Regions from separate parts of the Homo sapiens genome. Here region 2 is linked to region 1. The links are chromatin loops, found by intact Hi-C in ENCODE. Cell type or tissue: sigmoid colon. All regions are shown on one strand. Links, peaks and the distances in the headings refer to the core of each region. The heading gives the core; the rest is flanking DNA. Region 1 holds the start of POSTN (periostin). Region 2 holds the start of CSNK1A1L (casein kinase 1 alpha 1 like).

Region 1 (16,130 bases), core at 5,132-13,131:
GGCGCCTACCACCACGCCTGGCTAATTTTTTGTATTTTTAGTAGAGATGGGGTTTCGCCGTGCTAGCCAGGATGGTCTCAATTTCCTGACCTCATGATCCGCCCACCTGGGCCTCCCAAAGTGTTGGGATTACAGGCATGAGCCACTGCGCCCGGCCGATTTTTTCTATATTTCTATGAGTTTGATTTCTCACTACAGTCTCATGTTACTATAGAAAAGTTCCATAATGTTGATCCAGAAGAACGACATTTGGGTCCTAGTTCTACTACTTGGTTGACATGTGAACCTTGAGCAAGTCATTTAATCAATAGGAGTCCCTGTTTCCCCAAGCATTTAACATGAATATAGTAGCTATAATATCTACTCACAGAGTAATTGTGAATCTCAAATGAAATAATGCTTTTGAAATCATTTTGTAAACTAAAAATGGCTAGAAATCTGCTTTAATATAATTGGAAACATAAGAAAATACATTGACCCATTGGAGTCCGTAACATGCTATCTCATTGCTAGATAAAATAATGCCATATTTGGTTTGAATTGTTGGTAGGATTATTAATTGTATTATATTATATATAAACTTTAAAATCTTTTTATTTTTGTAAAATTTGATAAAAATAATCTAAGTAAGTTTATTTTAATATTAGAGTTTAGTATTCAAGAAAGTGGCATCCTGTTTAAAGTTAACGAAGTGTGTTAAGTTCTATAGGCAATAATTAAGGTAACAGACCAGAAAATTCAAGATATCACGATATACAAAAAATAAGTTTATCTAATTTACTATATTTTGAGGGAAAATAATAATTTAAAATTATATATAATTGCTTACAAAATAAAAACTGATTATATTAATGTATAATTATATTATTAATATTATAATATAATCCTAATTTTTATTTTTTCGCATTTCATAGAATATTTTCTGGACTTCATCATCTAACATAGGTAGCCTATTTTAACTCAAATTTTACATAGTTACTTATGTTTCCTTTCAAAAGAAATATAAAGGTACATGTACCAAACAATTAGAAATAGGGGGATTATTACAAGTAAAAAATAAATGCACATCGTTTTGTAATTTTTAATTGATAAATATCATGTCAAACAGATTATGACAATTATAGATTAATTATTTTGCAATTCACTAATTAAACATGAATCAGCTTATTCAAATGCTATTTCTTTTCTGGCTTTTTATCCAGTTGTCTTAATTGTATTCAAGAAGTATGAATGAATAAAATAATTTAGACATGAAAGAGATCGCCAAGTATAAGAATAAAATCTTTTTTTAGTATGATAAAAATGATAAAAGCAAACTATCAAGAAGCAAAAATTTTAATGATATAAAAGATGATTTTATAGAGTTGAATAAAAGTAAATAAATGTTTTCAAATTGAACCCTGCTACACTAAGTAATTATCTAGGATTTGTAGTCTGGTTTATAACCTTGGATCCTCATTCTTTATTTGTTAATAAAAAATTCCTGGCATGAAATATTGGCTTAAGAATAATAGATAGCTAAAAATACAGACAAAATTAAATGGGAAATACCCACTTCAAGTTATTCTCTAATTTTAATATAGTTTGAAGAATAGTTGGTATTGGAAACATATAAAAGGTATATAGGAGCCTTATGCAAATCATAATAGAGCCTCTAAATAATTTTATTTACATGAGCTCTTGTAAATAAATCTAATTATTGGATGTCAAAAGATTGATTAACAATTGCTTATATATTAGCTTTAGCATATGTTGTAAACAATTTAAAAAATGAGATACAAATGTGCTTAGTCCATAGATTGATAATACTTACTTGAAGTAAAATAGTGAATAGAAAAGGAAATTTAACAAAAAATTATTATTAGCAAATGCTAATATGACAAGGGTCAGTCATAATGTAGAGAATTAATGCAGTAGATGAGATAAAATTCCAGCAGTTCATTGTAATATCATCAGATAATTGAACAATGTGGTTATCTCTGAGCGGATATTTTGAAAAGAAAAAAAAAGCAGTTTTTTTCAGAAGAACATTTATGCTACCCAAAACTCAATGTTCCCATATGGTCAGTAGGGCAAAACAAGAGTAAAAAAAATATTGCTATACATAGCTCTAAACATGAGAAATTTATTTTTGTTTTCAGAATAGTATCTAACATTTCATGAGATGCCAGCTAAAAATATCACAGACATTCTCTAGAGGAAGTTTCCAGAATACTATATTACTAGACCAATATATATTTTGGACAATATCTTGACCCTAGGAAGCTTCACGTTTTTCATTAGGCCTGCTCAGTTTACTTTTCTCAAATCCCCAGAGCAACTGTCAGCTGAAAGGCAAACATTTCTGTCATCTGATCATAAAGTCCTGATGATATCTCTGGAAATTTCAGCAGAAGCAAGCAGATGGCAGACCAGTCAGTCTTCCTGTCAATAGTATTGATTTCTTTGGTTATTTGAAATTAGCATTTACATTTATTTCAGTGCCCAGACGTAACTATGTTTTTGAAAATGAATCTACTTTAGAAAAATAAGCTAATACAATTGAACAAAGGAGACACTGTTACATTTCTGGTTAAAAAAAAAAAAAGCCAGGCTTCAAAGTAGTGATTTTTTTTTTTTTAATGGAAAGCAAGAAAGAATTTTGGCATAGCCTCTGTACAAGCCTTGACATCTCTCATATATTTAGATGGTTAAAGTAAATTTATGGCATTCTTCTCTATCTTCTAGGAAGGATGTAATAAGCATTCTCCCTAACATTTCAGGGTGAAGGTCCTTTCTTATCTAGTTAAGTGTGCATTTCAAATATGCTTCATGGTATCCAAGAATATAAATAACAAAGAGGAAAACTCAGAGCCTTAGAGTCCCTACTGGGGCCTAGCTTGCAGCATGGCAGAGATCATTGTAACAACTGATTGCATTATAATTGTGTGAATGACTCACAAGTCTAGCAGAAGTCTGCACAATAATAGGAATAATGTTCAGGTCAAAAGATAACATCATGTTGAAACTCTATTAAGCCAATGAGCAGGAGATGGTCAGCAAAGTCCTCTGGTGCCCTAGACTTGGTTACCATGTGGAGATGCAACCCAGCTAAGCTTAAATGCCTTGTATACATGGTTCTTACTTAGAAATAAAGACAATCTTGTGCATTTCAAATAGGCATCTGGTCACAACTTCCTTTCCTGTCTACATCTATGCATTTGTTTAAAAGAGTTTAATTTTAAGAACAATTGATATTATGCATTATGGTTACTTAGTAATTTCACATTTATCAATTCATTTTATTTTCTCAGAAACTCTATAATATAGCTATTAAATCCATGTTTTACAGGTAAGTCTACAAGAAGTTAAGTGATTCCATATTTAGTATCTTTTTTTTTTTTTTTTTGAGACAGAGTCTCACTCTGTTGCCCACTCGGGAGTGCAGTGGTGCCATCTCGGCTCACTGCAACCTCCACCTCCTAGGTTCAAGCGATTCTCCTGCCTCAGCCTCCCAAATAGGTGCCTGCCACCACATCCGGCTAATTTTTGTATTTTTTTTTACTAGAGATGGGGTTCACCATGTTGGCCAGGCTGGTCTCGAACTCCTGGCCACAAGTGATCCACCTGTCTCAGCCCCCCCAAAGTGCTGGGATTACAGGTGTGAGCCACCACTCCTGGCCCATGTTTAGGATTTATACCAATATTATTAACTTAGAAATAAGTTTCTAATAAATTATTCCACCCGAACTTAGGGTAACTGAATTTTAATGCTGATGTATTAAGCAGGTTCTTCCTGGGGTCTTTTGATTCTCAAGGGATCCTTCACTGAGGGTGGACTTCAAATTAATAGGAAGCAGGAAGGAGCCACTTGCACTGTTTTCTTGACTGGGGATGACACCTAAACCTTTCTGATTGCATTACTTGCCCTATTTATGACTGGTCTCCCTCATTGTAAAATAAAGACTTTGGATCACAGGAGTGGTTCTTGACCTTAATAAGTCCAGAGTGTTTATTACTTTTTTCCACCAATATTTATTGGTAAAATAAACCAGAAGGCATGTCTATTAAGTAATAAATAATGCTTTCAAATTTTAAGCTAATCAGTGAAACATATGTTAAAACATAATCATCCTTTGGGCTATTGAGATATTAACTATAATGATGAGCTTCCGTTATCACCTTGTGGACCTCTGGGGATGGAGCATCTTGAACGGAGAATCACTGGATTAAATAAAGAGATAAAACTCAAGTATTTTTTAACTTTAAACTTTGATGAAAACTCTCCGGTAAACTGGAATACTTTAGACAATTTCCAAATGACTAGAGACAAACATTAACTTTTTGCCTCAGAAACTCTGATATTTTAAATCAGTTTGTTTTTCTGGCCCACTTTTTTATAAAATGAGGAAACTAAGTCACAGAGGTTAAGTGACTTGCCTAAGATAAAAGAGGGCCAAACCAGGAGTAGAAACAACATCATTTACTCACACGGATTCTATACCCAATCCTGAGCCATGTGATCTGCTTCCTTCTGGCCTCCATGTCACATGGATTCAGGAAGAAATCTGAGTTCTAATAGTAATATTGGAGATGCAGGGAGAACTTCTTTATTCACGTATGTATTCCTTTCTTTTCTTTAAATAACTCTCACAATTTTGGTCAGTATTTTCAAGAAGAATGGTGTGTACACCCAGGGGAAGGCATATACATCATGATGTTGTTTTTGGAACTGACATATTATGAAAAAAAAAAGAGACTTACGTTTTCTGTCCACAGATGGACTTTTTATACCAGTTCTTACAAGTGCTGAAGTATTTCTTTTTGGTGCCCAAAATCTGTTGAAGGGCACAGACATTTGGGCTGGAGGATAGAGGGAAAGGAAAAAAGTTAATGTCCTAATAATGACTAGTTTTTCGTATCTAAAGATTGGTTGATAGAAGAAAATGTTGAGATGTGGATTTGATATCCAAAGACATGATTCTAGCCTTGCACAAATCTAATTATTGACACAATCCTACTGAATTGTTGAAAAACCGAAAGTCTACAGGAGGTGGCAGGGAGAGAGAGAAAAATTATACATTTCTGAGAGTAAAATACAAGCTTTTCAAAAAGTTAACCAACTAGGACTATTCAAACAGTATGAACGTAATTTTATTTCTATGTGCCTTATTACTTTTAATGGTAGATAATCTACTGACCCTTTTTAAACCAAGCATGTGCTCATTTGGAGGATGGCCATAACTTCAGGGCTCTCTGGAACAATGAGAGGTCAGAGAGCAAAAGAGACAAGGTTTATTATGTACACAGACACTATACTCTGTAATTTTCTAGGTAAGTAATCACAGAAGTAAATGTGCTAAAATTAACTTTGAAACAATATGGTTGCACAAAGGAGAATTTATCTTTTTGAATGGAAGTAACAGATCAGAACATCCTCTGTCACAATTTTAAGGTTCCCCTTCCCCTCTTAAAGGGACAGAAGTCTTTTTTCACTGTAAGTCAAAGAAGCTTGTGAACATTATGAAAATTCCTGTGAGGCATAGGAAGAAGTGCCAAGATCCGCTTAAAAAATTATAAATGGTTGGATAAGTTACAAAATTATGTGTAATTTTAAAAATGCTTAGTTGTAGTTGCATTAGTTCTATAAAATATAAATTACCTTTGCAAATTTTACAGAATTCAGAGTTTAAAAGTAACTTAAATGCTTCAAAGAATTCAGAGAACTAGTTACATTACCCAGTATTTAACCTTCATATGTAATTTAAATAAAATTTTCTCTAACATCATGTGAGATATTTCAATGCTGTTTGCATACATATGATAGTTCCTAACAATAGATTTTTTAATTTTGAAAACTCAATTTCAGATTTTTGGAAGAAAATAAAAACATAAATAAATGGAATTATAAAAGAATGCCCAGCTAAATTGTGTTAATTAGATTAGAATTATATAACATTTCATAAGAAAGCAATTATATTCAAGGTATTTAGAGAGCAATTAAGTCTTAAAGCTTAAAAGTGCATAGATAAATCACAGAATACTCACATTTTCCTTTTTTTCCTATTACTTTATAATAATTAGGAAAAAAAACCCTGAGGCATATATGAGAAACTTTATGCATACTTGAACATCTAACAAGCTGAGGAAAAAGAAAAATGGTTTATAAAACCAAACCACTCACTTACCCTTGGTCCCGACCCCTGATACGACTATGAGCCAAGATCTTGTCATAATGATTGTTGGCGTTTATAGGGTTAACAATAAGCAGCAATAGTAGAGAAAACATGGGTAAAAAGGGAATCATCTTGAGTCTCTCCGTTGCAGTTAGTCCCCGAAGAGAACTGGCAGTGGGCTTTGGAGAGCTCAGAATTTATATACATGTCAGAGTTGTGGGAGGGAACACTGCATCAACCTGAGAGTCTGAACTCTTTCCAGGAAGCATCGGCAACTTCAAATTGCCAGCTAAGATTTGTTTTGGTTAGTTATATTTAAGGAACACATTGAGCTACTTTTCCTTTTCATTATAAAGAAGGTACTTATTTTTAATCATATGAACAATTGACTCACTGCATGTTTAAGTCTCAGTTTTATTCCTTTGTATCTTAGAGGGTTTTTAAGAAAAATTCTTTTGTTGAGTTTTAAGAGATATTCTGCAATCCTTTCCAGAGTAGAATGTATAATGTCTGTGTGCTCAAGATTATTGTTAGGTGTTATTGCAGTTCACATCAGAACTGAAAGATTATTATTATTATTATTTTTACCAGAAAACAAAGGTAGATGCGAGTCTGACAATCACAAGGGGGTAAAGGCTGTTGATTAAAAACAAACTCTGGATAGATTTAAAACTTGTGTAAGATATGAAATAAGAATTCTAACTTGCTGAAGAACCATGTAGGAGAGTCCATATTTTCCTTGCTATCGTACAAAAAGGAGAGCTACCTCTCATTTCCTTTCTTTTTCAAATATCAAGGAACATATAGAGTTAACATAAATCTACTCTGACAAATTTCTCTAAGGTTTGAAATGAAGCAGAAAGGAAAAACATTTGTGCTTTATTGTTTTTCATGACACACTTTATGTGATGTTGAACATGTCTATGCAGCACATCTACTGATAACCACTGGTGAAAAGCAGCCAATATTGGAAGCAAGTGTTACGAATCTAGAGATAACTAGAACAATTAAATACATATTAGGAAACATGGACATTGCCAAAATGATTCTTCTGATTTTATCAAGAATAACTAAAGCCTTTCAATGTTACACTATGCAATCCCTAGCCAAAGGAATGTGCGTTCTTACTACTCCATGCATATGTCAAATGTTCAGAAAACTTTGGATAAAAGAAATCTGAATATCAGAGGGAAACAATGAGCTGAAATGGTAACCACAATCAGCTTCCTTGAATAAACAAGCTGCACACCATCCTAAAGTGTAATTCCAATCCATTTTGCTACAAGATGCTCCCTCTGTAATGTCATATCCATGTTCTTTTCCCACTGGTGAGGTAGAGAGATTTTGTCAGAATTCTCCTTGTTGTTCTATTGGGAAGGCTTTAGGGGAACTGGACTGAACTAGAGAGGATTCTGAGTATCCTGAGTTATGCTTAAACTCACTATGGGATATTAAAATATTCTACAACTTGCTGCTTAGTTTATTAAGAAAGCACACAGTGAAACCACAAATGCTGAAATATGATCGAGAGGCCATTTCAATATGAAAATCTTGGGATTAAGTTATAGAAAATGAAGGGGCAATTCAAAAGAAGAGCTGGAGAGGAGATAGCATAAAAGTTAAATTATATTCTGACCCTGGTCCTTTGTGGAAGGAAGAGTTTAGTCTATCATTTACATTTCTCTGAATGGAATCATTCTGACTTTATGAAGTCATCTTTTGCTTTATATTATAGCTTTCTATTACTCTTATGTTGTGCAAATGGCAGGTGGTCAGTAACTGCTTATTGATTAGGACGGATAAACTATCAATATTATTAAATTAGCTGTTAGGACATTCCTGGTTAAATGGATATATAAAAGTCTTCAACTCTAGACCAGTTAGACATTATAATATAGATTACACTGCTACTAATGCCACACTTTTCATCTTTAGACTGATGTAACTACTTACAGACCTTTTTGTAATGAAGCTGATATCTGCTCAAATCCAATAGGGTTTGACTGGAGGTGAAGGATGAGGTACTCAGAGAAAGAGATATAGACTTGTGTAATAAGTATCAAGGGTAAAAAAATATATATTTTTAAATACAGTCCGGAATGATAACTGATAGACCTGATTGTGAATACAAGGAGTGAAGGAAGAATCAAAATTTCCTGCCATGTTGCCTGCTTTCTTAATATTGCCTGGAACGAATTAAAATTTTATTGATTATTTTCAAGAACAATTTTAACCTAGTCGTTCTTTGCAACCAGTTTTATGCACTAGTATTAATGGCTTCCATTCATCGTGGCTCTTGCAGTTGTCTAAATTGACAAATAATTACATGAAATGAGTAGTGAAGATGGAAATGCAGTCATATTTCAAAAGATTACTTCTCCCTTCTGACAGGTGAGATTAATTTATGCTTTTTTGTGGAAAGCATGATATATGCTCATACAATTAAAAGAGAGGTCTTAAATCTTTCTTTTCACACTTCAAATAATAGAGACCATAAGTCTATCCATCCTGAGCATTATTTCTGGAACTTGTGTAAGTCCCATGAAAATCAACAAATAGCAGCCCTCAGTATTTAAAGTTAGGATTAGTAATGACATCACGAAAGATCTTGACAATGCAAGCCAGGTGTGCATACAAACTACCTGCAAATTTAGATGTTGGGGAATATCCCAAGAGAAGGAAAAAATTAGGGTAAACATAAAAAGATTATAGCACTGGAACTTAAAAAGCTAAGGCCAGGCCAGAAGTGTGATATTATATGCCTAATAGTGGGAGGAAGTCTCAGCAAGTTTTCGGTAGGATAAGGGAAGGAAACAGTTGTAAGAAAGATAATGGAAGAAAGAGTAGTCCAAGTTTTAGAGAAGATATTGAGAATCTTGCAAGGAACATAATTCTTCCCTTTCTGAGCACTCATCAAGGGTCAAATTTTCTCTCTCTCTTCCCTGCCCCCCACCGTCTCTCTTCACACAGGACCCTTATTCTTCTGCATCAGAAAAAGACAGTGACCCTGGGGTTGTCCATGTAATTTTCCTGGGAGATGGGAGGAAAATTGAAATGATGATAATTAAGTCTGACTTTCAGGGTTGCAAAATGTGACCCAGAAATATAAGTCATTCATGAAAACTAAATGGTTTACTATGTAACTGAAGAAAAATAATGTGACTGAAAGAGAGGATCATTTGTTTCTAGCTGTCGGGATGCTAATGTATTGTCAGTTTGCAAATTATCTAGTGGATCTTTGTAACAAGACTTGTAGCCTCTGGAGACTATGAACTCATTGTAATATCATGCTTACTGCCGCCAGCATGTAACTAACCTTAAACTTGCCCTATACTGTCTAAGATTGGACATAGACTGTGGATTCAACAAACCTGGATACTCAAGCCAAGTGCAGATTTTTTAAAAGTAAAAATTTCCTTGGTTTTGCATGATCCAGAGTAGCTATTTGTGCCAAATTATTTCTAAGCCCCTGCTTTTTAACATATAGGTTACAGGATCGTGAAAACATTTCTTGAGCATCACTTTGCTTTCTTTCTGGCCTATTTGCAATCTACATGTAGTTTGCAACTTACTTGTAAAACATAATAAGGTCTTGAAGTTAGTGCCCCACTTTCCTGGGGGTAGCACTTCCATGTCCAACTATCTTGTCTAGTGAGGTTCCCAGGCTTCCTGGACAGCTAGGTTAACAGCTCTATAAATTGAAGTTCTGGCAAAGACCCAGTGATCTTTGTTTCTTTTGAGCTAGGGAAAATGTTTTCTTAAAATGACTAGGTTAGGCTGAACTAAGCCTACAGGAGCAGGAATTCAAATTAAACAAAAGTTAGATTTCATGGTTTTTTTCCCTTTTTAAACTATGCATACAGCCCAAATAAAATTGAACATCAATGAACAACTTGAAGAGGCCAAAGAAGAAATATATAGGCTCAGATATTTGTGGCTGGACACATTGTATAGTCTACAAGAACTGTAGGCACTCTCACGCCATCCTTTTGACATAATACTTCAACGGATTTCCTCTGTATATTCCATAAATCTTCATCTTCTGGCCAACATTTCTAAAATAATGAAATCATATTCAGAGAAAGAGATGATTAACTGCAGTGCAAAGTAGACATGAGGTGATGTTTCTTTAATGTTAACTCATTTAGCAGCAAGACAAAAGGCTTTCTGAAATAAATGCGAGTAGTATGCCATCTTTCCGGTATAACTTTAAGCTCTCACATCATTTAAAAGCCTATCAAGTGTCAGGTCCACTCTCATATTAAATAGTCAATCCTTGTAACTATTTAATCCTAATTGAACTGGGTACTTTTGCAATTTTAAAACTGGGTGCTTATTAACAGTATCTTTATTAGCAGTATTTACTTGCATTTCTCTGGAGACATCTAGTGGAGAAAGTATAGTATACAATGTTTCTAGAAGCACAGATACCATATTTTGATTAAATTAATAATCAATATAAAACTTACATAAAAATCTTAGGCATTTTACCTGTGTTTCAAAATGCCAGTCAACTGAAGATTCATGATGCACTCTTACATAAAATATTCTACAGCCAATACATATTGGCCACAATAAGCGATGCCAAATCTGGATAAAAGTTGAAAAATCTAGTCCCGTTTTTTTGTGTATGTGGCCGAGACATAAATAGCTTCATTTTTTTTTAATCTGGGTTTCTGTGGTTTTTTTCTACACTGACATAAAAGAGTGACATGTGGTTAGAAATTATGACTGAATTTTTCTACTTCAAACAAATGATTGGAAATAATCACTTCTGCAGTCTGATTTCATTCTTTGGTTCCTTCTCACATTTATACACCCCTTACTTCTGACCCCCTGATACTGTTGACATGGCTTGCATCTTCTCTCTCATTTGGTTCTGGATGATTTTGTTTGAGATGTAATTAAGACCCTACTCATCATCTGTCTCCTGCCCACAAATAACTTTTAATATTCTTCCAGATTAGACTGTAAGATGAAGGGATGGATAATTGCTGCAATTAAAAGAACTCTGTAGCCATCTATCTTTCATAGTGCTAAAATTTCAACATCCCATCTGGAGCATTTGGTCTGCTGAAAGAATGGACTAAATTATGGTAACTCCATAATTTGTAATCAACCATTTATCACTTTCCTTGGATCCTTTCCCTCTGAAATAGAAATACTCTCAGGTCCCATGCTTAGACCTGCATTTCTCCACTGATATATCCTCTCTGCTGATTTGTCTATGTCCGACACTGTCCTCAAAATCCCTTTGTCTATTTCCAGTGTTTTTAGTACAGGGTCTATATATGCTTCCTCTCTACGTCTGAAAAGCTTTTCAGATTTCTTCCTAGGAAAAGTGCCAACCAAAGTTGAGTTATTCCTCATTTTTCAATCATAATCTTCCAGCTATTCTCAGACACATTGAATATATTTTGATCTAAAATAACTTTTGTTGCTTCACTTCACCAGATAATGATATTATGTGATGAATTTCCAATTGCAGAAATCGAATAGTTACAAAATTTCTTCTTCTTGTTATCCCCATATTTCTTCTTCTTGTTCTCTCCATATATCATGAGGGTTTCTGCTTTCCTCTCTAAGAGGCATGCATCTGATGAAGGTTTTTATTCACTTCTGTTGTCCTATATGCAAAACAATCTTGGGATACTCTGTTAGTGCTGTGGGGAAAAATGGAAAAGACCTGCTCTTCTTTTTATGCTAACAAATGTGCAACACTCTTTATATCTTTATTATTGTTCCCAAGGACACATACTTGTAGAGAAAGTGGAATTAGATAAGTTAAAGTGGAATTATATGAGTTACAGGATTTCAGGCCATGTGGGACCTGAACAGGGGTTTGGATGTCATAGCTTCTCAGTACATAATGAACAACAAAAAGAGTGATATCATTAGAGAAAGTTAAAGGGTAGAGGTTGGGGTGGCGGGTGGAAAAGAAACTATTTCATTGGACACAGAAACTAATTCTTTGTTTCTTTTTCAGAAAAAAAGGTCTGTGGTAATGATGGAAGCTTTGGGCTTTAAATGGAAAAAGAATCTTTGATTTTTCCAGTCTGCTTTTAGGTTTCATAGGAACACATGCACCCAGAAGTGCATTTTTACCTTTAGCAAATTATTTTCACTTTAAGTAAAACAAACACAAGTATGCAGGCGTTAGGTGAATAAAAACAAGAGCAGCATATTCATTATAATGGCTTAAATGCATACTAGCACTGTTTGAAATTCATATACAAAGTACAGTGTGCGAAGGAAATCATTTGCTTGGATGTGAGTTGATAGTTCCGCTAAAATGAGAAACTGACTTCATATCCAAACAGTATAAAACCATAGAGGTGGTGAATTAATAATTCTTCAGCAAGATAGATTATTTGGGGAACCTCAATTTAGAAACAGATTTGTCAATTTTTCAGTTGCATTTAAACATCTATCAAGATGTGTTTTCACCATGTGGCAGATAATCTTTTATAGTTTTTTTTTCCTCTACCCTTACAAGATTATTACACAGGGGATAATTGAGATGAATAAATCATTTGCCCAAGTTGACCCACATTTTACACATGTCAGCTTTGACAAAGCAGAAAGGAAGGTAGGGAAACTCAGTTAATTTCCCTGGATGTTCCAGTTATCTATTGCTACCTGATACATCACTCCAAACTTAGTGCCATAAAGTAGCAACCAACTTGATACGCTTCAAGTATCAGTTGATCAAAGATTCAGATAGTGCCGAATGGGAATAACTTGCAAGTTAGCCATACCATTCCACGATGTCTGTGGCTTAAGCTGGGAAGACTGGAATAGCTGGGGTGATTTCAATAACTGCCAGTGGTCAATTAGGACCCCTTGCAGTGCAAGATCCACTGCCAAGATGGCTTATTCAGTCACGTGTCCCCAGATTGACAAGGATGTTTGAAAGGCTGAGCTCTACTGGGATTCTCAGCCAGAGCACCTACATGTGGCTTCTTCAACACAGTGGCCTCAGAGGAGTTAGACATATGACAGCTCAGTGATCCAGCAAACAAAGCAGAATATGCATGGTCTTTTATGAGCTGATGTCAGAGTACCCACGGCCATCATCTTCTGCCACATATGCTAATGGTTGAAGCCACCAAAAATGAACGCAAAAAGGTGAAGAGAGCATATAGACTCTCACTTGATGACAGGAGACTCAAAATATTTGTGTCCCATACACCCTCCCAAGACTAAACCAGGAAGAAGTCGAATCCCTGAATAGACCAATCATAAGTTCTGAAATTGAGGCAGTAATTAATAGCCTAACAATCAAATAAAGCCCAGGACCAGGCGGATTCACAGCCTAATTCTACCAGAGGTACAAAGAAGAGCTGGTACCATTCCTTCTGAAACTATTCCAAGCAATAGAAAAAGAGGGCCTCCTCCCTAACCATTTTATGAGACCAGCATCATCCTGATACCAAAACTTGGCAGAAACGCAACAAAAAAAGAAAATTTCAGGAGTATCCCTGATGATCGATGTGAAAATCCTCAATAAAATACCGGCAAACCGAATCCAGCAGCACATTAAAAAGCTTATCCATTATGACCAAGTTGGCTTCACCCCTTGGGTGTAAGGCTGGTTCAAAATATGCAAATCAATAAATGTAATCCATCACATAAACAGAACCAATGACAAAAACCACATGATTATCTCAATAGATGCAGAAGAGGCCTTCGATAAAATTCAACACCTCTTCATTCTAAAAACACTCAATAAACTAGGTATTGATGGGACATATCTCAAAATAATGAGAGCTGTTTATGACAAACCCACAGCCAATATCATATTGAATGGGCAAAAGTTGGAAGCATTCCCTTTGAAAACAGGCACAAGACAAGGATACCCTCTCTCTTCACTCCTATTCAACATAGTATTGGAAGTTGTGGCCAGGACAATGAGGCAAGAGAAAGAAATAAAGGTATTCAAATAGGAAGAGAGGAAGTCAAATTATCTCTATTTGCAGGTGACATGACTGTATATTTAGAAAACCCCATCGTCTCAGCCCAAAAACTCCTCAAGCTGATAAGCAACTTCAGCAAAGTCTCAGGATACAAAATCAATGTGAAAAAATCACAAGCATTTCTATACACCAATAATAGACAAACAGAGAGCCAAATCATGAACAAACTCCCATTCACAATTGCTACAAACAGAATAAAATACCCAGGAATACAACTTACAAGGAATGTGAAGGACCTCTTCAAGGAGAACTACGAAACACTGCTCAAGGAAATAAGAGAGGACACAAACAAATTGAAAAACATTCCATGCTCATGGATAGGAAGAATCAATATTGTGAATATGGCCATACCGCCCAAAGTAATTTCTAGATTCAATGCTATCTCCATCAAGCTACCATTGACTTTCTTCACAGAATTAGAAAGAAACTACCTTAAATTTCATATGGAACCAAAAAAGAGCCTGTATAGCCAAGACAATCCTAAGCAAAAAAGAACAAAGCTGGAAGCATCACGCTACCTGACTTCAAACTATACTACAAGGCTACAGTAACCAAAACAGCATAGCAATTGTACCAAAACAGACATATAGACCAATGGAACAGAACAGAGACCTCAGAAATAACAGCACACATTTACATCCACCTGATCTTTGACAAACCTGACAAAAACAAGCAATGGGGAAAGGATTCCCTATTTAATAAATGGTGTTGGGAAAAACTGGCTAGCCATATGCAGAAAACAGAAACTGGAACCTTCCTTACACCTTATACAAAAATTAACTCAAGATGGATTAAAGACTTAAATGTAAGACCTAAAGTCATAAAAACCATGGAAGAAAACCTAGGCAATACCATTCAGGACATAGATATGGGCAAAGACCTCATGACTAAAGCACCAAAAGCAATGGCAACAAAAGCCAAAATTGACAAATGGGATCTAATTAAACTAAAGAGCTTCTGCACAGCAAAAGAAACTATCATCAGAGTGAACAGGCAACCTACAGAATGGGAAAAAAGTTTTGCCATCTATCCATCTGACAAAGGGCTAATATTTAGAACCTACAAGGAACTTAAACAAATTAACAAGAAAAAAACAAACAACCCCATCAAAAAGTGGGTGAAGGATATGAACAGACACTTTTCAAAAGAAGACATTTATGCGGCCAACAAACATATGAAAAAAAGCCCATCATCACTGCTCATTAGAGAAACGCAAATCAAAACCACAATGAGATACCATCTCAGGCCAGTTAGAATGGCGATTGTTAAAAAGTCAGGAAACAACAGGTGCTGGAGAGGATGTGGAGACATAGGAACGCTTTTACACTTTTGGTGGGAGTGTAAATTAGTTCAACCATTGTGGAAGACAGTGTGGAAATTCCTCAAAGATCTAGAACTAGAAATAGCATTTGACCCAGCCATCCCATTACTGGGTATATACTCAAAGGATTATAAATCATTCTACTATAAAGACACATGCACACATATGTTTATTGCAGCACTATTCACAATAGCAAAGACTTGGAACCAACCCAAATGCCCATCAATATTAGACTGAATAAAGGAAATGTGGCACATATGCACCATGGAATACTATGCAGCCATAAAAAGAAAAAGTTCGTGTCTTTTGCAGGGACATGGATGAAGCTGGACGCCATCATTCTCAGCAAACTTACACAGGAGCAGAAAACCAAACACCGCATGTTCTCATTCATAAGTGGAAGTTGAACAATAAGAACATATGGGCACAGGGAGGGGAACATCACACACTGGGCCCTGTCGGGGGTTGAGGGGCAAGGGGAGGGATAATATTAGGAGAAATACCTAATGTAGATGATGGGTTGATGGGTGCAGCAAACCACCACAGCACATGTATACCTATGTAACAAACCTGCATGTTCTGCGCGTGTGTCCCAGAACTTAAAGTGTAATAAGAAAAATAAAAAAAATTGTGTCCATTGGGAAATGGTGTTCAAACCCCAAGACTCCTGGTAGACCT
Region 2 (16,130 bases), core at 5,135-13,134, 490 kb before region 1:
ACTTTTTTTCTGTGTTTATCACTCTTCTGTTTCTGTAACAGGGATAACAAACATTGACCAGATGAGATTTTAGAGGTAAAGATGAGATTTGTAGGTAAAACTTAATTTCATCTATAATTTCTGAGTCAAACCTTAGACCATTAAGATAGATTCAAATAGATGCAGTGGGAAGCCTTGGAAGTTTTTTTCAGGGTATATGTGAGCAAGTCTGTATGCATTGTGGGTGGTGGTGCTGGTATTGCTGGATTGGGGTGAAAACGCTTATTTCTAAACTTCTGTGATCATCTCTGATTGGAAAAGTAGCACCATCCTCAGCTGCTCCATCCTCCTGGTGGGTCTCATAATGGCCCTAAGGAATCATGGATGTTAGAAGATGGAGGAAAAATAGAAAGGCTGTGAAGGACCCGAAGAGGATCCACTCAACTTACACATTAATAAAATGGCCATCCTTTCTTCTTTTCCCTTTTTGATTTAAAAAGCTATAGCTGCCATTTTTCAAAATTTTTTCCTTTTAGTTTCTTTACAACTTATTACTTGCCTGGATTTTCCATAAATATTTTACATGCTGAGGGACATAGTGTTTTTAAGTCCTATGATTCTCCTGTGCCTAAACCAAGTTTCTAAATTATGTCATATGTTGGGAACTGCAGCCAGGAGTTAAAACTTGGCAGTTAAAAACTTGGATTCAGTACAGGTTTCTACTATTGCTTGGAATCATTCAATATGACCTCTTGATAGGTGGGGGGCTCTCTTTCTCTCTCCCTCTTTTTGTAGTTCCTAGGGATTTTAAAGTTGGAGGACAGAGAAATACAGAACTGATGATGTACTTTATTTGGAAAATGTGTGATCTTACTTCTGCACATTTCAGATGTGTGCTACTTTTTAATGTGTGTGACCTATGAGGAGCTATAAATATGTTAAGGAAAAAAGTACATACATATAAATGTGTGCATGCTGTTTCTTTTAAGCTTTTGGCTTTAAAATATAAAATGTTATTGTCTTCATGTGGCAGAATATAGTTCCTTTTGTTACTCTACAGTAAGTTCCCAATGTAAGAAGGTTAATGACAAAGAATCCAAGAAGATTTTTTAAAAAATTCTTTTGATATTTTTATTATAATGGAATTAAATTTATAATTATTTCAGTGTGCTCTGCTTGAAACATTAATAAATCTTTGTGAGTATTAGCAGAAGTAGGAAAATTTCTTAATAAAAATATTTGTTGGTGGAAAAATCATAGTAAAGGTAAACCTCTAAATATCTATTTGTAGACCATCAAAGCATAAGCACATCCATATGGTAGGAGATAACTAGTGTCTCCCTTCACGTCTACTCTTTTTTTTTTTTCAGACAGTCTTGCTCTGTCACTCAGGCTGGAGTGCAGTTGTGCAATCTCGGCTCACTGCAACCTTTGTCTCCCGGGTTCAAGCGATTCTCCTGCCTCAGCCTCCTGGGTAGCTGGGACTACAAGGTGTCCACCACCATGCCTGGCTACTTTTTGTATTTTTTAGTAGAGATGAGGTTTCACCATGTTGCCCAGGCTTGTCTCAAACTCCTGACTTCAGTTGATCCATCCGCCTCAGCCTCCCAAAGTGCTGGGATTACAGGCATGAGCCACTGTGCCCGGACACGTATACTCTTTTTTTTTTTTTATTTTCTTGTTTTACCCTCCCCAAAACAGAGACATTGAACAGTAGTTAGAATGGCCATCTCCCAACATTTAAAAAAACTGCACTCTCCAATGGGTGAACAAAGTAAAGAGCAGTAACTCAGAATTCAGCTGAGTAAGCCACTGTGGAGCCTTAAGTGGTGAGGTCTCCCAATATCACAGTGACGTGTCTTCAACTTATATCACCTTTTAGTGGAAAAACATAATTTAATTTTTGTGAAATGAGATTCATCTCTTGGCATGACTAGTAACAGCATTCACTGAATTTCACATTCTTCTTTTGTGAACTGTGAAGACAATGAATGGTATCTAGAAGAAAAATGGAATAATGATATACTAGGACAAAAACACCTATATTTTGTTTTACAAAGCTAACAGTAGTTTTAAATCTGCAACTTCATTATAGACCAACTATGCCACAACCTTTTCAAATGGCAAGAATGCAAAAATATTTCAGAATAAGTGCATACTGAATAAAAACACTGAAAAATATCTTGCTAGAGGGAGGTCAGGTTGGAAAAGTTACTACCAAAGCTAAATATTTTTCTTTTACATAAACTATACTCAAAAATAGCTTTATGAGACTGATTTCTGGAAAGGGCTTAATAGCTAAGAAACGAATACCTTAACTAACAAGGGTGGATAGAAAGAAACAAAGAAGCTTCCTACCCCCAACATTTGGATTTGTTAAGATTTCTTCAGCATTATAGTACTAATATATCCCTTAATGGCAGAATGTGGTAATCATGGAATTAATTATTGCTGAAGTAGTTTTCAAATGAAAAAGAGAAAAAAATAAATGAAACCTGACACAATCTGACCAAACGTGGCAATTTACAATTTCAAGGTTATTTTACAAAATGCCTACATTTACACAATAGGCTCCTGGCAGCATTTTCAGACAAATGTTCTTTTAATTTATCCTGACATGCTATAAGTGAATAAATTACACGATTTAAAGAATTAAAAGGAAAATGAGTTTTCCTTTATCTTGCATCAGAGAAAAAGAAAAGAACGTGCAAAAAGATTGAGAGGAAGAGCACGCACACACAGATAATTCAGAGAAGCAGACGGGGGTTAGGGAGGGTCAATGATCACAGAACCTCACAGTGTGCTCTCCAAGGGTAAAAGTCAACTGCTTATAGCCATTTCACAAGTATTTTAAACAACAATGTTTTGTAGTCAAACCCTTCAATGCTTGCATTCTTATTTGAAATCAGCCCAGCTATTAGTCAGTGGAAGAAGTAACAATACCAAGTTTTGGCAGGTGCAGTACTAGATATTTTACCACAAGTCATTAGAAAAAGAAAAATGAAAGAATACATTTCCCCTTCATACAAAACGATTATTTTAGAATAAAAACATTGAAAAAAGTTATATAATGAAATAAAATTTACTTGCAAGGGAATATCATGTAACAAATGGCTCGAAGTTGACTATCAAAAAATTGGGGAGATTTTTATTTCCTAGTGAATCAGCAAGGCATTTTTTGGTTGTTGTTTAAAAAAGTATTATTTCCTTATAGAAACAGTTTTCAGATTTTAGTGAACTTGTAAAACATAAAAGCTCCCATTTCAAAATATGAACAAAATCCCAGATCATATGGGTGTTTACGGTGATTACATTTATCTAAGCCATGTACATACATGTTCAGTTGTAAGATGTTAACTAAATTTCTGTGACAAATATGGTTGTTGTTGTTTTTAAAATACCGAGAACATGATATAGTTAATGTGGAATTCTAAAGATAATCTGGTAGTTACTAAGATTTTCTTATGTCTTCACAGGTAAGCAGGCGGAATCTTTCCTATTCTCAAAACTGGAATTTTTGGTTACTACTAGATCAGCTGGCTTACAGACAAGAAGCCAACCATTTTAAGAATGCTCTTTATGTGAACAATTTGCAAACCCCAGGGATGGAGAAACCCTAAAAATGCTCAATCATAAGCATTTACAACCTTTGCAGCTGTGGCTGAATACTGTCCTTCTGAAATGATATCTCAAAGCAGTCTAGTTCAAAATAAAAGGTTTTAACAAAAAATTGGCATATGGACAATGTCTCCACCAATTCGTGTGTGTCAACCATTTAGTTAACTTTTCTACTTGAATAAATGCAATAGAAAACCAGACACCACGTTTCACTACCTCAGTTAATATTCACAATTACAGAGGCTACACTTTGGGATACAGCATCACCAACGCTCCCCAGAGTCAGTTTATATTGAAATAAAGTTTTTTACACCAACTAAATGGTTGTTCACAGCCACTAGCTGGTGTACATATGAACTACAATTTCTAGATGTGGGGAGAAACAAATGCTGCTCGAATCATCTGCTCTGCTTCTTCTGTTCCTCATTCACGCTTAGTTATCTTTCACATTATTCTTGTTTTTTTCAGTTTGCTTGCCTGTCTGGGTTTGGGCCTGCTGACCCTGCCCACTGGAAGAGGCTGCCTGCTGTGCTGCTTTCTGCTTTAACATCGTCCAATCAAATGTGTAGTCATATTGGTGGTTCAGGGTCCTGAAAAGAATGCGGAATAGCTGCCTCAGATACATGTAATCTGGGACTTCCTCAAAGCGCAGCCCACGACAGTAGTTCAAGTACATGGCGAATTCTGCAGGAAACCCCTTACATAAAACTTCAACAGGGGTGGACATCTTCTTCTCACTAATCTTTTCATATTTTTGTTTTTTTGTCATAGCCCTTAGTCCTTGCCACGGCAGGCTGGTTCTATTAAAATACATGAAAACGTAGCCTAAGGATTCCATGTCATCTCGGCGGCTCTGCTCAATACCAAGATGTGCATTGATGCTGGCATATCGGACAGTGCCAATGAGGTGTTTATCTTCTCTGTACGGTATGTGTTGCCTGGTCCTGTTGTCTCTGTACTTTTTGGCCAAACCAAAATCAATAAGGAACAACTTATTACAGTGACGCCCAGTACCCATCAGGAAGTTATCTGGTTTAATGTCTCGGTGTAGAAAATTCTTTGTATGCACGTATTCAATTCTGCTGATCATCTGGTCGGCTAACATAAGTACAGTTTTCATGGTGAACCTTCTTGAACAGAAATTAAAGAGGTCTTCGAGGCTGGGTCCCAGAAGGTCCATGACTAGCACATTGTTGTCTTTTTCCTGACCATACCAGTGCATGTGGGGGATGCCAACCCCACCTTGAAGAATCGTGTAGAGTTTGCTCTCATACAGCAACTGGGGGTGCTTGACCTTCTGAGATTCCAGCTTCACTGCTACGTCCTCGCCGTTGGTGGTGGTGATGCCCAGATAAACGTCTCCAAAGGAGCCAGACCCGATCTTCCGCACCAGTTTGTATTTCCCTCCCACAACGAGTTCGGCTTTGGAGCCGCTGTTGTTTGTCATCCTGAGAGGCAAAGATGGAGGCTGGGCTCAGCCCTGACCCCTCTAGGGGAGGATGGAGGCCTCCGGGGCCCACCGGCCCGCAAGGCTGAGGATGAGGGCTGCTGGAAATGGCCACCGAGGCGTTTCCCGGTGTTACAGGGCGTGGAGTCAGCCTGATCCCTGCAGCACACCAGGATTTCCGCCAGGCCACAGTTTGCGAGGGTTTCTCAAGGTTCCAGGCTGGGCCACCACCTCTTTCTCGGTGGCGGTCGCTGCCTCGCTGTCGTGGCGATGTCGTGGGCTGAGAAAGGGGGCACAGCGAGTTGGGGCAGCAGTACTGCTGCCACCGCTACCAACGGCTGTGGGCCAGAGGGCCCGGTCACGCCGCCGGCGCCGCCATTTTGTTCCTCCACCTCAGCCAACCACAAATCGAGAATTTTTGGAGAAGCTGTTATTGTCTGAGACCTCTGTTAGGTGTTCCACTCATCTCACTCCATTTAAGACAAACTTGCTAGTCTTGTAAGGTAGCTATTATTTTCCCTGATTTGTTGGGTAAGAAAGGCTGAGTCTCAGGTAAGCGGCCTAAGGTTGCAAGAGATTGTGGGCGAGCTGGAATTCAAAACTGCCTAGGCTTAACTCGAAGCTCACCTTCTTTCAACTTAATCGTGCAGAAATGGGAGGCTTTTATAACAAAGATTTTCTTGTTTTCGGGCCCAGTCATTGTCCCATCTACTTCCTTAGCCATCATGTCTCCCTGGGTTAATGCGAGTCGGGGTGCCACCTCTTGAGGTTTTTCTGTGTGATCTCAGTGGTTGCTTCTTTAATGAGTTTAGTCAACAAGAGTTACTTACTGCTAGTTAAATTGAAATGTCTTTTTTTTTTTTTTTAAAGCGATCCTTTTGAAATTTTTTCATAGAGTGCTTTGAATTTAAATAGGATTCCACAGAGACGTTCTGGCAAAACTGACTAAATGAAGGATTCAAGTAAAATTTAACCAAAATATGGAGAAGAAACAGAAGCCGGCAGTTCTGAGCATTTTCTCAGAAGAACTGGGGCCAGCACTAGCAGAAAAAGCGGTACCATTTCAATATTTTTATGAAAGTTCACATCACAAATAACAAAACCCGTGCGATTATTTTGTTTTATGAGGAGATGGGATAGGAACTGAGTATAATCCTAACGGGGCAGTAGCAACGAATTTGGGGGCCAATGGCAGAAAGGCAGGAGAGAGAGGTGCAGCTTTGAAAGCAGGTATTCTCACTTTACTGTCTCACATAAGTTAGTGCTGTTAACTTTTCTGACCTGCATCAATCTATGGCGAGAGAAGGAGCTGGTTTGAGACATAGACGGGCATAGAACATTATAAAGTGCTTTAAAACATTTTTAAAGTCCACTTCAGACAAATATGTGAGGTGGGTAGCGCAGTATATTACTTGGCTTTGCAGCAGGAACAACTCGCAAATCTCAGTGGCTTACAATGACAAAGTTTATTTATCATTCAGGTTTTATGTAAGCTGTAGATCAGCTGCATCTCTGCTTCCTGTGTCCTCTTTGTTCTAGAATGCAGGCTGAAAGAGCAGCCTCCTTAGGAGCATGCTGTTCTCATAATAAAAGGAGTGGCAAATGTTACATTCCACTGGGCAAAACACATCACATGGCCAGGTCCAAAGACAGTGGGGTGAAAATACATACTCCTACCTCAGGTGGATAGTAATACAGTATACTGCTGGCATATTTTATTATTATGATTGTACTTCTCATTTTATACAAGTGGAAATCAAGGCATAGAGAGGTTAGATGAATTGCCCAAGACCACACTACAGACAAGTGTCAGAGGCCAATTTGAAACTGAATTCTGACCCAAGGTAGTTACTTTTTATACCGTACCAACTAGAATGGCATTTCTTTCATTTACTCATCCAACTTTGTTGAAATTTGCCTGGAGAACAATTTCCTTTCTAATAACCAAGAATAAAATTTATGTTGTTAACCCACTGCCCATTATGCTTCCTTCCCGTTCAGTCTTCCAGTCAATGGCTTCAACACGAACCTTGAAATTCAAATAATCTCTATGTGAGAGAAGTCACTATTCAAAAAAGTTACAGATAACCCATACATGGACAAAAGCTTGAATCAAAAAATCCCCTTTCAATTCTGGAACTAGAATAGTTTAATTATAGTTTATTTATTGTTTACTAAGTCCCATACTTTTTTGTACCAGTTAAATAAAGGCACTGTCTATAAAGAAGGTCAAGTGTAACTTATAATGGTGGTTGGGTGAACCTTCACTTACAGGGAAGTTGTGAGCATCTCCAGAATGGGGAGGATCAGTAACTGAAGTGATGATATGACCCTGAATAGCTTCCAATCCAGTCTCCCATGAATTCTCTTACCACAAGCCGGTGGGACTGCGGATTTTTCCCCGAACACATACTCCCTGCATTTTTTCATCTTTGGGTCTTGGCTTATGGTGTTGTTTCCTCAGCCTGAAATGCTTCCAGCCTGCTTTATCTTTCCCATCGCCCAGGTCTAATCCTAATAATCTCAGGGCTCTTCCTTAAATGCTGTTTGCTCCATGAAACCTTTTCCAATCTCCTCAACCAAATATAAATACTCTTTTTAAACCCAAACAACACTTTGCTTAAACTCTTGCATCCCCTCCTACCCTTTTGTCCAAAATTTTTCCATAAAAGATGTGCAACAAATAGTTTTTAAAATGGAAGTAAATTGAACTACTGTATTTCATAAAGTTTTGTGGACAGTGTGTGGGGTTGATGCATTCTTTATTTATTCATTCATTCAACAAATAGTTATTGAATGCCTCCTATTTGCAGGCATGAGTGACTCACCAAAGGTGGCATAGGTAGGTAATGATGGATTCAGAATGGAAATCCAGGATAGCCTGCCTCCAAAGCCAGTACTTTTAACCCCTACATAGACATCAACAGCCAGAGGCTCCTGAACGCTGGGTGGCTTCACTGTTGGGAATATATTAGTTCTGTTTCTTTTCTTTAATTGTATAAAGTATTTTACCAATGCATTTTAAAGCTATGATTTAGCCTTGATTTCAAAATTGCCTCTAAAATAATTTCTATTAATATAAGATGACCCCAGTAAAAGTAAAATAACGTATTCTGGGCAGGATTGTACTGGGTAGTATTGTACTGTTTAACAGCCAATTCGGGTTTTGTCAGTCCTGAACTTTATACAATTTTTTTTGTGGCCCTCTTTAAGAAAACAACAACAACAACAACAACAAGAACAACAACAAACAGGCATGAAATATTTAACTTAGGAAAAGAAATCATTGCAATTTACCTGAGTGTTAGAGGGTCAAGTCTTTTTTTTTATCCCCTAAGCTATCTTGATGCAATTGACCAGAAATTCTTACATAGAAATGCTTCCACATTGCAATCTGACTTCTCCTCCCCACCTGAAATACTTCACAACTCCTGTCCACTCCTAACACTTAGAAGGGACCTTGCAAAGGAGGCTTTATTCACTTCCCTGTAAGTCCGTGTCTGCTTTTGGCAATTAAGAAATGATACTCAAATGGCATTGGTTTTAGTCTCATATGAATTTTGGGGTTAATTTTCTGGGCTTCTTGGTATCTTTTCCCAGGAAATGGAGACACTTTAGTAGAATGGTCATTTGAGACACAAAAATTTCTTAGTTAAAAAAAAAAATTTTTGGCTATCAAATTGGGTCGGCAGTTGTCATTACAGAAACCATTTGGCATGAATATAATCTCCTTTTGGAACTATTTAAATAGAATACAAAATAAATCAAAATATGTTCTTAAATAAATAATGCTGTCACTAAGGGATTTACTGACATTTATGTGGCTCAAACACTATGTTCAGAATAACATTACCCAGAATCAATCACTTCAATTTTAAAAGATCCTGGAGATGACTAACTTTATAGAAGGATTTAAGTCATTTTTTCCTCAAAGCTTTTTGGAAGTATTGGCACTGCAAAGACAGTGAGACACTATTGGAAATGAGGTTATTTGGTGTAGTATCAAAAATCACAGCAGAGGGCGTCATTGTAATGTGCTGGATTTTTCTTTCTTCATGAAAGAATATTTTCTCCATGGCTCTGCATCTTTCTGTTCACTCATTTTGAAACTTGCAATATGTTTATCTGAAAAAAAGAAAACACTTAAATACCAATTTTACTATATTGAGAATGTAGGGTTCAATTTCAGCCTTAAAAATCATTACTTATTTTGTTTGGTTCCCATGAAGTTATTGCAATTCTGGCACCTTTCTGGACTTCCTTCCAGAGCAGTGAGGAGTTGTGTAACCTCTTTTACTTTTTCTTGCAGGTTGTCACCTTATTAAGACCATTCAAATTGTTGGCAGATCATTATGTGAACACATTCATTAATTATGTTACTTTATTCAAAGATCAGAAAAATTACATGAAAACAGTTCATGACATCACACTTATTGCATCTTCCAGTTCCTTTCAGTGAATTTTGCTTAAGTTCTAACAGCTATCTACTCTAATACAAAGAAAAAGCTGTAAGTTGTAATTATGTCAGATGTTCAAAATGAATGAGACTAAGTATAAATGATTCATTAATTTAGGTTGTTTTAATTATTTTATGGATTCATCTTGTGATTAGTTTGACTGTGATTAGGGTGAACAATGGATTGGAAAATAAAAGGATTGGCTGAACTACAGTTTAGTGCATCCTGAATGTGCATACACAGGCTTGCACTTAATCCCAGTGAAGTTCCTTTTTGACAATTTTGTCTAAGAGAGAGCATCTCCAGCAGAGTACAAATATTTTTTATAACTCTGGGTTCTGCAGTCAAATATATTTATTTTTCAAGTCTCAACCTGGTTCCTTATAATTATGTTCACAGAGATATTTAATTTTATCCAATCATCATACACTCTAACAGTACATGTCTAGCATCCTGTTTTTTTAAAAACAGTAGTCCTAATGATCTGTCAGAAAAGACATATTTTTGAGATAAAGGAGTTTCTAAATAATGAATTATTGTTTAGTACCAGCTTTTGGAATCCTTACATTTTAAGGAACTTGAATAATTTAAATATTAGATAATGTAACTCCTCATAAAAACAGTGTCTAGACAAGGGCCAATATTGCATTGAGATTGGATGAACATTTTATTTTGCATATAATTGTTGTCTATAAAACAAAATACTAATAATAATGGCTACCAGTTAGACAATTTAGAACATGTCTTACTATTTACCTTTGTGGTAAAACATTGCATGTTTTAATTTTTTTCTAATAAAATATTATACAATAACAAAACTGGACAATATTGTGAAAAACAACCATTTCAGGGCTCTTGAAATTCACCAAAGGCATACAACAAATTGAGAAGCAATTATTCACAAAAAAATGCTGAATGTAAGTTAGTAGGAGCAGTGGGAGTCTATGGTATTCTTATCTGGGGCTTCTCCTATCCATGTCTTCTGTACCCCATTCCCAAGGTGGATCTGTTGAGAAGTTTATGAGAGCACTGCTGAATATGAAAACCAGCAGCTTCCCTGCCAAAGGGGGATCATTCGGTTTGGCGCACAGTGTGGAAAAACTTCACACCCAGTGGTGTTGTCAGTAGAAATAGTGATCTTTGTGGCAAATGAAAGGAAAAGACTAGCTGTTCAGGTAGTCTGAAGTTACAGTCTTGGTTGCGGCAAACAATGGACTCGTAGACAAGCCTGGAAGTTAACAGGGAGATCTGAGAAATGATAGCCTTGGAGGGCCTTGCTAAGTTCTCCATGTATCTATGCAGGGGAGACTATGAGAGAATCCAAATAAGCCACATATCTTTGGCTAAGTGTGAGACAGGCCACAGAGGAGGTGCCACCAGAAGGCCTGGTGAGAAGTAATAGCCAAAGTCAACTTGACAACTGATTGAGTGAGTCAATGGCAAAACTTTCTTTGGATTATTTAACTGGTATTAAAAGACTATGCAAGGATTTTACAGTTTCTTTTATTTTTGTAAATTCTTCATAAATTTTAAATTCTAATTTATTGGAATATATTCTAATTTATTGGAATATATTCTAATATGAAGGAATACATATATTCCTTCATAATAATTAGGAATAATTTAGGAATACACTAGAATGGGGAAATGTTTTTTAATTTCTGAATTGTGACTCTCTGAGCTCATTCCCCATCTATAGATTAGAGCTCTTTATTGGCTTTACTACTTTTTTTAATTTTAGAGGAATAATATCTATGAGAACCTTGCAATATTAATAGTAGCTTACATTTATTGAACACCTATTATAAGGCAGACATTGTGCTGTGACTTTACACACATTTTATGTCATTTAATTCTCATACTGGCTTTATGGTGATGTTATTCCCTTTCTGGGTGCGGAAATTGGAGCTTAAGCAAAATAACTTTTCCAAGGTTATAACAGCTAAGAAGTGAAGTATGTGGAATGCACCTTGGCAGTCTGATTCCTGAACTCAGATCCTTAAATACTATGCTATGTTTTCAGATGATGGTGCTATAGAATACAGAATATTTTTCTATGACTATAATAACATAATCTGATAGCAATTAAATTACCTTATGTAGAGTTATTGGTACATTAAGCAGGTTTTATATTTCAGTTTTTTTAAAAGAAAACCTTCATATCAAAGAGAATTTCAAACAGGTACAGAAGTAGATAATAATGTAATGATCCTTCATGTACCCTTCACACAGCTTTGAATACTTTTTATAAGTGCTAAAATTACTGCTATCTATGCTAAACTTTGCTGCAAAAAGGAAATATTATAGACCAATTTTTTGTACAGTGAGCATCAGTAACTGTTAATTTTGCAACTAAAATGTTCAATAATGGATTTTACTAACTCATTACTTTGTGAGTATTTCCTTTTAAAATAGGCACACTAAGGCCAGACCCTGTGGCTCATGCCTGTAATCCTAACACTTTGAGAGGCTGAGGCAGGAGGATCACTTGAGCTTGAGTTTGAGACTGCAGTAAGCTATGATGGCACCAGTGCACTCCAGTCTGGGCAATAGAGTGAGACCCTATCTCTACAAAAATAAATTAATTAAAAAATAAGTAAATTGAATAAAATAGATACAATACGTTTTTAAAAGTAGACAACTCTGTGCAAACAACATGAAGAGTACAAGGAGGAGAGGGTTGTAAATATTCTGTGGCTATTTGGCATAATGGAGCAAATGACTGGAACGTAGCAGGGTAGAGCTGTGGAATTTGGTTTACTCATCCTCTGTTTCTTTAAGATGCTGCCTATGGACCTCTACGGGTCTCCCAGCCTCTGTCATGTGACCCCGGGCTAGTCATCTTCTTTTAAAGACTTTTTTTTTTTTTTCTGAGAAGTTTTAGGTTCACAGCAAAATTAAGCAGACAATACAGAGTTCCCATATCCTCCCTACCCCCTGCCAGCCATGCATAGCCACCCTCACCATCAACATTTGGCACCAGAGTGGTACGTTTATTACAATTGATGAACCATTCATACCTCATTATCACTCAAAGTCCATGGTTTACATTAGGGTTCACTCTTGGTGTTTGTCATACATTCTGTGAGTTTGGACAAATGTACAGTGATGTGTACTTACCATTAAAATACCATAAACAGTAGTTTCACTGCCTTAATAATCTGGCTTGGTCTTTTATTCATTACATTTTCTCTTTTATAAGCATCAGTATTGTTCTTTCCTGGATTTCTAATAATCATGTCATGGTTTTCAGTGACTTGTGGAGAAACTGAGAACCAGTTCTCCGAATCTTGTCCACAATTACTTGGCATAGTAGTATTCAACAGAGCTATGGTAGTTTGCAGGACTGGAAGGAAATAGTAATATGATCATATTTTGTTCTTTTAGGCCACCTACAGAAATATTTTGTGTTATAGAGAGGATTTAACTTCTTTATTTGAAACCTTAGATCCCTTGAATGGGATATGATGTTTTATGCCATATGTTTCTGTAATAGTCTTTAAATTCTTGTTGTCAAATGTATTTCCAATAACTCTGGCTCCTGAGAGAAACTACTCTATTTTTCTGCTTTTCTTTGGCCTCTAGAATGCTAGAAACTGCATTTTGGTTATTCCTGTAATTTGTGGCCCTTTAAAATACTAATTGTCTTTTGCTTTTCAAGAAAACTCAAAATCATGTAAATGAGAGCTATTTCCTTTGACTCCTTAAATCTGGAGTGGGCAAGCCCACTGGTCAGAGTAGGATTCCTGACAATATCCCCTGTCTACACTATAGCCCAGGTTGCCATATACACAGTGGAGTTGTAAAGATCCTGTTTTCTGTTCAGCTAGAGTTCTTGCTGCTGAACTAGGTGGATTTTACTCAGTTTTAACATAATCTGCAGATTGCATAGCACAATCTACAATTTTGTGCTACATTTTGTGGAAAATTTAGATGACTAAATGTTTTTCATTTTGAAGGACTTAGAAAAGGCAGTGTGGAGCTGTTAAGAGCTCAGATGCTAGAGAAAGCCAAACACTAGCTCTGCCACTTACAAGCCAAGCGGTCCTAGGAAAAGTGCGCTTCACTTTTTTTATTTGCATAAAGGACATATTACTAGCAATCTCAAAACTGTAGCTAGGATTCATTGAAATAATGCACACAAAGCCCTTGACTTGGTCTGGTGCACACTAAACCCTCATTGTTACCTGAAAGAAGAAAAGTGGTAACAAAGTACACTTGGATTTCATAACTACAAAGTCTCTTCCCTTCTAGGATCCTCCAAGGGGGTTCCATAAAATCAAGTATGAAATAGTCTTTAATGGAAGGGCTAATATGGTCTGGTTAGAGTCCATGAAGACTTCTGGATTCTTGTTGCTCTTGTAAGGTTAATTTGGATTATACTATTGTGTTGAAGGACATAATTGGGAGCCAGGGGAAGATGCTTTTGTCTCTCTTCAGAGTATAGTTCTGTCTTCCACCCATTCTGAGAATCTAATGTAACTCTGAAGATGATAGCAGGGCACTTGTCTGGTTTTTGTTTAAGTTTTTCTACCACAAAATCTCAAGTTCCGGTAACCTGAAGGGCTAGTCTTTCCTTTGTCTGGTTTGGTGGTTGCTAGAATAGAGTCTACCTGCTAACGTTTTATTTCAGAAATATTTTGTACAAAGCTTCCTTCATCTGCTATTGTAATGTTCTTGTTAACATGCAACAGTTTGCTAAGGGATCTCTGGCTTTGGTCCTGGCAGTCTGGAGGCAATGAAATACGTACTGCCAGGTATGTATCATAGAACATTTCCATACAACTGAGCAGAAAGGCAGACTCTCATGTAGAATCAAATGAAATAATAAAAAAATCCTGTAAATCTCAAAGATCCCATCAAAATTCTTGGATGGAATTACTTAGACCTGGCGAATAGAAATACAGCAGCATTTTCAATGATTTAAAAAAATCTCATTGAAAATACTGGTGACAGCAAAGCAAATTAAAAGTTTAATATCATTTTGATTATATAGTATTTTTATAAAAAGTCTTAGTCCTTTCGCATAATTGATATGGTGAAAGAAATTTTGGTTATATGCTCAAATGTGAGAAGAGCTTGGTTTAACCACAAGATCCATTATTTAATAAATATGTAATCTTGGACCAAATAATGTTCTGAGCCTTGGTTTTCTCCTCTGTAAGATGGGGTTAATAATCTACCTACTTCGTTTGGTTTTGGGGAGGCTTGAGTAAGATAATATGTATAATCTGTAAAGTACTCTGTAAATAAAATACGTTAATCATATGATTTCCGATGTTCAAAACTGAGAGTGATAAAATCTTACATTTGAAATGAACATTAGAAGACATCCAATGTATGCATCTTTCAAAAATAACATTGTTGAAATTCAAAATGTAACATTCAAAATATAACATTCAAAAATAACAACGCTATCTCTGTTTGGTCATTACCAGCAATGCATTCAGACTACTTAGGATGCAAGCATTCCACTTGCCATTGGGCAAGTTTCTTAAATTGGGCTCTTTAGGAAGCAGACTTAGGAAAATTAAGGTGCGGGGCATTTATTAGGGAGTTGGCTTGGCATCACCCCTGAGAAAGGAGAGAAGGAGATACTATAGGGCAGAGGACAAAGGCTTTAGCTGAACCCATGGTGAGCTTGGGCCTTCAGTGGCCCCTCAGAGTTATCATGAATTTGGGCTGGAGGGCCGGGCCTTTATACCTCCATCATGACCAGTCATTGCAGGCTGGCTTCCACAAAAGGAGGTGCCATCTTGGCAAGGCAATTCTCTTCAGCTGAGGCCATCCCCAAGGAAGGTTAAAAACTGAGGCACATCTTCTGGCAGTCCTCCTGCAGCTAGTGGAATAAGTCCTTCCTTCCTCAAGGAGACCCTGTGAATTATGGCATCCACCACAGCAGGCCCTACAGATAAGACATTCTGCCTTATATTGAGTTGACACCTTCCTCACTGTGACTTTCATGTAAGCTATTCTCTTCTGAGTCAATTCCAAGTCTTATCATTATTTTCTAACAGATAATTCTTTACTATATTCTGGCAACACTAGTGCTGTAATACTGATACACATATATGTATCTATATCACATATATAAGATATATATCTCACATAGATATCATATACTCAAACGTATATTACACACACATATATAAGGCTCAAATATATATTTATACACCTTTGCATATACATATGCCCAACTACACCTGACACATAGCTGTTAGTGACCATAATTATGTCATTTATTGGAGATAATAAAATAAGTCTGCTCTTCTAAGAGAATCAGATTAGGAGATTCTGTTTTGGACATATTGAATATGAAGCACTTTTAAGACATCCAAGTAAAAATGTTGGGCAGGCATTTGAATTTACCTGGAGCTTCAAAAAGGGTCTACTGTACAGATAAGTAATTACAAGTTGGTGTTTATATAGTAATTGAACTATGGGTCATGGGTGATATTATGAAAAGAGAATAAAGAGTAGAGCAGAGAGAGAAGAAACATTCTAGTAGGCATGTTGGGTTTACTTTGATTAGCAAATTGGCTTTTACAATTATTAGAAAATCATTTATTTGCCAGTATTTAAAAATCAGGAGGTTCCACATGATCCAGATTGAAGCTACTCTTGAAAAA

Evidence for each region. Hi-C counts contacts between places; a loop is a spot of excess contacts. Peaks named below come from ENCODE experiments on the same cell type or tissue, not always from the same donor. Only the 100,000 strongest peaks of a DNase experiment are listed, where the experiment ranks them.
Region 2: a loop joins it to region 1, with 8 times the contacts of the local background. A loop is called at or near these places in 77 of 110 quality-filtered maps.

Annotation. Positions count from the first base shown.
Region 1 is chr13:37,592,441-37,608,570 of GRCh38, forward strand. It overlaps POSTN (periostin), which reads right to left and starts at 6,328. Exons shown (of 23, transcript NM_006475.3): 1 at 6,168-6,328; 2 at 4,744-4,842. The coding sequence starts at 6,286. RefSeq lists an enhancer at 2,548-3,197. In sigmoid colon, for the core only: a CTCF peak has its summit at 10,578 (motif pointing left); no DNase peak of the experiment used is centred there; H3K4me3 peaks cover 1,874 bases.
Region 2 is chr13:37,100,213-37,116,342 of GRCh38, forward strand. It overlaps CSNK1A1L (casein kinase 1 alpha 1 like), which reads right to left and starts at 5,452. Exons shown (of 1, transcript NM_145203.6): 1 at 3,047-5,452. The coding sequence starts at 5,044. The coding sequence ends at 4,031. In sigmoid colon, for the core only: a CTCF peak has its summit at 9,062 (motif pointing right); no DNase peak of the experiment used is centred there.